Linked DNA regions of Homo sapiens: region 2 is linked to region 1. Evidence: read pairs that join two places in POLR2A ChIA-PET (ENCODE). Cell type or tissue: HepG2. All regions are shown on one strand. Links, peaks and the distances in the headings refer to the core of each region. The heading gives the core; the rest is flanking DNA. Region 1 overlaps ASPSCR1 (ASPSCR1 tether for SLC2A4, UBX domain containing). Region 2 has its middle 15 kb from the start of SLC25A10.

Region 1 (2,897 bases), core at 223-2,722:
ATGAGGATTTCATGGCCTACGGGCCCTGGGGGTACACGGCCCTCCTGGAGGCACCCGGAGGAGGAAAGGGAGTACCTTTCTGACCAGCATCTTTGCTGGGGTACAGATTGTTATGCTAACGGGTTTCCTATGAGGAGTTTCTCTCCATGGGTTTAGAGCCAGCAGGCACTAGCCCCAGGAGGTCATACTGTGACTCGGGGGATACTGTAGCACGTCTGGGCAGTCCACGAGGGCAGGCGGGCGAGTCCCGTAGTTTGAATCCCACGTCCCGTAAGGACCTAGTTGCCAAGTGGTGAAAGGCAGGGGTGTGGATGGACCATGCTGAGCTGCTGGGAGCAGGAAGAGAACCGGGGACTGTTGTGGGTGACCGAGACCTGCCGTGGAACGATGCCAAGGGTGAGCCGTGGGAACTCACACAGCAGCTGAGCCGCTTTCCATCTGAAGACCGTGAGGGAGCAGGGTGGGCTTTCTGTAAATCAGATTCATGAGCTCAGCCATGGAGGGGATTTGTCCTCTCTCAGAGGTGCCCCCGGGCTGTGCTGGCGTGGGCACCCCAGGTGGGAGTGGCCCCCAGTGTGCCCGGCCCCTGGCTGGATCTCTTCCCAGGCCCCCAGCCCTCTGCTCCCAGCCTTGACTCAGTGCTTGGGGGCTGGCTGAGTGCATCTCAGCCTGTTCCTCCTTCTGTAGGTAAAGCCGTGGCTCCGGGAAAGCTGGGTGATTTCTGCAGCCCTCTGGGTGTGCTGGGGTGTAGGGATGGGCTGCTGGTGAGGACAGGGCTCTGCCAGGTGGAGCACTGGCCTGTGGCCACACTCAGGGTGGGTCTGTGCATGCTGCTGGGCCAGCTCAGAGCTCTGCGGCCCGTCCCTGTCCATCCCTGCCCGTCCCTGTTCATCCCTGTCCGTCCTTGTCCATTCCTGTCCATCCCTGTCCATCCTTGTCCATCCCTGTCTGGACCTGGCTGGGTTGAGAAGGCCGGAGCCTGCCCCAGGCTCTCCCAGGCTCTGTCTAGCCGCTTGGCGGCTGGGCTGTCATGTGGTGGGTGATGCCCTCTGCGGGCCTCCCTGAGCCCAGTGGCTCCTGGCCTGCAGCCACAGCTTCTGTTCCCGGCAGGGCGCATGCTGCTGCCTGGGCTCTCGTCAGCACCTGTGTTTGCGCCCGGCTTTGTCATACCCAGACAGGACATGAACACAGAGAGCTCTAGACTCACTGCCTTGTCCCCAGCACACAGCCGCGCCTTGCCGGAGCGGGGCCCCAGCGGGGCGGGGTTTGTGGTGCATAAAGAATATGCCCTCGAAGCCAGCAGCAGAGGCGTGTCTGCCCTCCTGGCCGTCCCGCTGGCTTCTGGCCCTGGCCGGGTGGGGAGCTCTGCTGGCTGGAGAGTGTGTGAGAGTGTGCCAGTACCCTGCTGCGAGCAGGCACCCGCGGAAGCGCCCCAAAGCACTTCTTGCATTTCTGGCTTCGGAGCATGGTGTCTGGTGGCTTGGCCTGGCCTGGGGTCCCCGGGAGGCCCTGGGTCTTGCCCCTGCGGACATTGGGACTTGCAGAGGTCTGCGTGGGGGAGGGGGAGTAGGGGCTGTGTCTCCTCGGGCGCTGGAATTTCCCCCGGGCCCTGGCGTCCTGCACACTGGGCCGGCGTAGAAGGTCTGGAACCGATTGCCCACCACCCCTCCCTGAGATCCCGCATGAGGGAGGGAATCTGATCCCTCTGGAGGAGCCGCACATCAAAGCCGGGCTGGCGTTTGATGTCACGCTGCTGTGCTCTGTCCCTGTTTGTGATTTGAGGTCCCCAAGCTGGCGGTCAGTGCCGGGGAAGGACTGTGAGTTGGGACTCTGGCCACCCCTCAGCCCAGGCCTCCCCAGCCGTAGAGAAGTGGCCTCATGACCATCTCCGGACCCCTGGCCATCTGTGTCATGCTGGGGAGCGGGGACCCTGGGCCCTCCCTGTCCCCCTTCCTGGCCCTGGGGGCTGTGCTTCCTTGAGGCCTCTCTCTGCCTCTGTCCGGGTTCTGCTCCGGCGCATTTTGAGGCCTTGTGTTTTCCTGAGCCCTGCGTCTCGGGGCCTCTGGGCCGAGTCTCCAGCCATTTGGAGGGAAGGCAAATCCAAGGCCCTTTGTTGGCTGCTCTGTGGGACGGGAGCTTAGGGAGTGTGTCCCAGCCTGTGCGCAGAGGACACCCGCCGTGTGTGTGGTGCGCACGTGCTCCACAGGCTAGAGGCCCTTGGGGAAGGGGCTCCCCTGTAGGCAGTGGACCCAGGGAGACCATGGGGCTAAGTCCACGACCCTGTGGGGCCTCTGCAGCCAGACCAGGCTGTCAGAGTCGGGGCCTGGGTGGGAAAGGGATGCCCCTCCCCCAGGATTGAGGACGTGAAAAATAAAGGCCACGAAACAAAAGAAAACACGTCAAACCCACACACGTGGCCGAGTCCCCAGGTGTCGGGGCTGGGCCTGTCCTGGGTGTGGCACCTTGGGCTTTTCTGCTTGGTCTGTTCTCATTTCAGGGAGGCAAGTCCTGCCCTTTTTTTTGTTTTGTTTTGTTTTGTTTGTGTTTGAGACGGAGTCTCGCTCTGTCGCCCAGGCTGGAGTGCAGTGGCGCGATCTCGGCTCACTGCAAGCTCCACCTCCTGGGTTCACGCCATTCTCCTGCCTCAGCCTCCCGAGTAGCTGGGACCACAGGCGCCCGCCACCACGCCTGGCTAATTTTTTGTATTTTTAGTAGAGACGGGGTTTCATTGTGTTAGCCAGGATGGTCTCGATCTCCTGACCTCGTGATCCGCCCATCTCGGCCTCCCAAAGTGCTGGGATTACAGGCGTGAGCCACCGCGCCCGGCTGAGTCCTGCTCTTTCAAGTAGGTCAGCAGATCCCAGGGTCGGGGCACGGTGAGTGCACAGTGGACCCCT
Region 2 (2,897 bases), core at 261-2,760, 260 kb before region 1:
TGGCTAACTTTTGTATTTTTAGTAGAGACGGGGTTTCACCATGTTGGCCAGGCTGGTCTCGAACTCCTGACCTCAAGTGATCCGCCTGCCTTGGCCTCCCAGACTGCTGGGATGACAGGTGTGAGCTGCCATGCCCAGCCGTAATGTTTAAATCTTCTATGTCCTTGCTTGGTTATGTTGAGCCAACCTTGTAAATTCTGAGATTGCGTGTGAAAGGTTCTCCCTGTGGTTCTGGATCTGTCCAATCCTCTGTGCACCTCACAGTCCTTCCTGACGTGATCCAGCTCCGTGTCTGCGCTTGCCGCTTTAGTCTCAGGTAAACATCTTAGTGGCACAGAGCCCACCAGTCTGCCCAGACAGGGGAGAGGCGGGTGAGTGGTGGCAAACCATGTGACCCAGTTCTTTTTTTTTTTTGAGATGGAGTTTCGCTCTTGTCGCCCAGGCTGGAGTGCAGTGGCATCATCTTGGCTCACTGTAACCTCCACCTCCTGGTTCAAGTGATTCTCCCGCCTCAGCCTCCCAAGTAGCTGGCATTATAGGCATGCGCCGCCATGCCCAGCTAATTTTATATTTTTAGTAGAGATGGCATTTCACCAGGTTGGCCAGGCTGGTCTTGAACTCCTGGCCTCAAATGATCTACCCACCTCCACCTCCCAAAGTGCTGGGATTACAGGCATGAGCCACTGTGCCCGGCCTCCATGTGACCCAGTTCTGATGGCAAGACGTGAGGAGAGATGCCCTGGGAGCCCTGATGCAGTCCAGCCTCTGTGGACACACTTCTGATGGTCACACAGTTACGTTTGGCAGACCATTCTTTTTTTCAGTGATGGAATATTCTTCTAGGTCCTATGTAATCATTGTTGTTTTCACTTCTATTTTGTCTGATGTTAATATCACCGTACCTGCCTTATGTTCTACCTTTCCGGGTCATTTTGTTTTGGGTGTGCATAAATACTCATGTGGCAATTCAGGCCGGACGCAGTGGCTCGCGCCTGTAATCCCAGCACTTTGGGAGGCCGAAGCAGGTGGATCACTTGAGGTCAGGAGTTCAAGACCAGCCTGGCCAACATGGTGAAACCCCGTTTCTACTAAAAATCAAAAATTAGCTGGGCATGGTGGCGCGCACCTGTAGTCCCAGCTACTCGGGAGGCTGAGACAGGAGAATCACTTGAACCCAGGAGGCAGAGATTGCAGTGAGCCAAGATTGCACCACTGCACTCCAGCCTGGGCTACAGAGCTAAACTGTCTCAAAAATAAATAAAGTAATAAAATAATAAAATAAATAGTCACGTGATGCTTCAGGTCATCTGACATCCTGCCCCCCACCCCTTAGTAAAATGCCTGCTGTTTTATTCAAGCAGCTACCACCCCACCCCAGTCCTTGGGCCTCAAGGGCACCAGGGCCTGACCCCAGCTCCCAGCATGAATAGGGTTGGTTTAAACCAGTCGGCATGGCCCACAGTGACTGGTTTAGGCATGGGCCTGTCACCCACACTGGGCCAATGATATGTAAGATGTTTATTGTAGCTTCCGGGATGGAAACTTCTCTGCCAGCTTGTGGGTTGGGCAAGGACGACACTCCGGGCCCTACCGGCGGAAGCTCTGCTCCTGTCGTGCGTGGACCACGCAGCAAATGGCCTTGGAGGCTGCTGGCAGCCATCTTGTGACCATGAGGCAAGTCAGCGCAGGCCGAAGCTGACGACGCGAAGACAATGAGGAGAGGGAGAAAGAGCCGATCTTTGGTGTGTATTGGCTGTGACGTGCTGCCGCCTCTCTGGAGACCGGGTTCATTATACTTTTCCTGGTATCTTCTCATGTTTGCTCTGCTGGCTTTGGGCCCGAGTTTTACCTCCTGGGTGTATTGTGTGTGCCTGTTTTGTGGTGTTGGTTTTGCTCCTGGGTTTGTTGACCCTTGGGTGTCTGCTCTTTTTTTTTTTTTTTTTTTTTTTTGGGACAGAGTCTCACGCTGTCACCCAGGCTGGAGTGCAGTGACCTGATCTTGGCTCACTGCAGCCTCTACCTCCTGGGTACAAGCGATTCTTCTGCCTCGGCCTCCTGAATAGCTGGGATTACAGGTGCCTGCCACGGCTAATTTTTTTACTTTTAGTAGAGATGGGGTTTTGCCATGTTGGCTAGGCTGGTCTTGAACTCTTAACCTCAGGTGATCTGCCCACCTCCGCCTCCCAAAGTGCTAGGATTTATAGGCATGAGTCACCGTATCCAGCATTTTTTGCTTGTTTGTTTGTTTTGAGACGGAGTCTCGCTGTGTCACCCAGGCTGGAGTGCAGCGGTGTGATCTCGGCTCACTGCAAGCTCCGCCTCCCAGGTTCACACCATCCTCCTGCCTCAGCCTCCTGAGTTGAGTATCTGGGACTGCAGGCGCCCGCCACCACGCCCGGCTAATTTTTTTGTATTTTTTAGTAGAGACGGGGTTTCACCGTGTTAGCCAGGATGGTCTCCGATCTCCTGACCCGGTGATCCACCTGCCTCGGCCTCCCGAAGTGCTGGGATTACAGGCGTGAGCCACCGCACCTGGCCAGCTCTAGCTGGTTTTACGGGTGAATTTTTACCAAACATTCATGGAACAGAAAAATCCGTGTCTTGAAATTTTCACAGAAGGCTAGCATGATCTCAACTCCAAAATGAAAATTAAGACACATCTGTTTCATGACTGTAGATGTAGAAAGCCTAGATAAACTATTAATAAATTGAAGTCAGCTGCATATAAGAAATGTCAGACCTCATGATCACGTAGGGGTTATATCAGAATTTCAATGTCAGGAAACTAACTAATGTTATCTGCATGTTACATTAAGAGTAAAGGAGGCTGGGCGTGGTGGCTCACGCCTGTAATCCCAGCACTTTGGGAGGCCGAGGCAGGCGGATCACCTGAGCTC

The links. Peaks named below come from ENCODE experiments on the same cell type or tissue, not always from the same donor. Only the 100,000 strongest peaks of a DNase experiment are listed, where the experiment ranks them.
Region 2: POLR2A ChIA-PET joins it to region 1 with 5 read pairs; 1 of 35 experiments calls an interaction of 5 or more read pairs at or near these places.

What each region holds. Positions count from the first base shown.
Region 1 is chr17:81,990,685-81,993,581 of GRCh38, forward strand. The region is part of intron 4 of ASPSCR1 (ASPSCR1 tether for SLC2A4, UBX domain containing); the gene reads left to right. Among named protein-coding and RNA genes, the nearest start is that of ASPSCR1, 15 kb to the left of the region's middle. RefSeq lists an enhancer at 503-1,210. In HepG2, for the core only: CTCF peaks have their summits at 1,051 (motif pointing left) and 1,391; DNase peaks (open chromatin) are centred at 1,197, 1,747 and 2,237; H3K4me3 peaks cover 1,202 bases.
Region 2 is chr17:81,725,902-81,728,798 of GRCh38, forward strand. No RefSeq gene overlaps it. Among named protein-coding and RNA genes, the nearest start is that of SLC25A10, 15 kb to the left of the region's middle. In HepG2, for the core only: no CTCF peak of the experiment used is centred there; DNase peaks (open chromatin) are centred at 1,650, 1,770 and 2,183.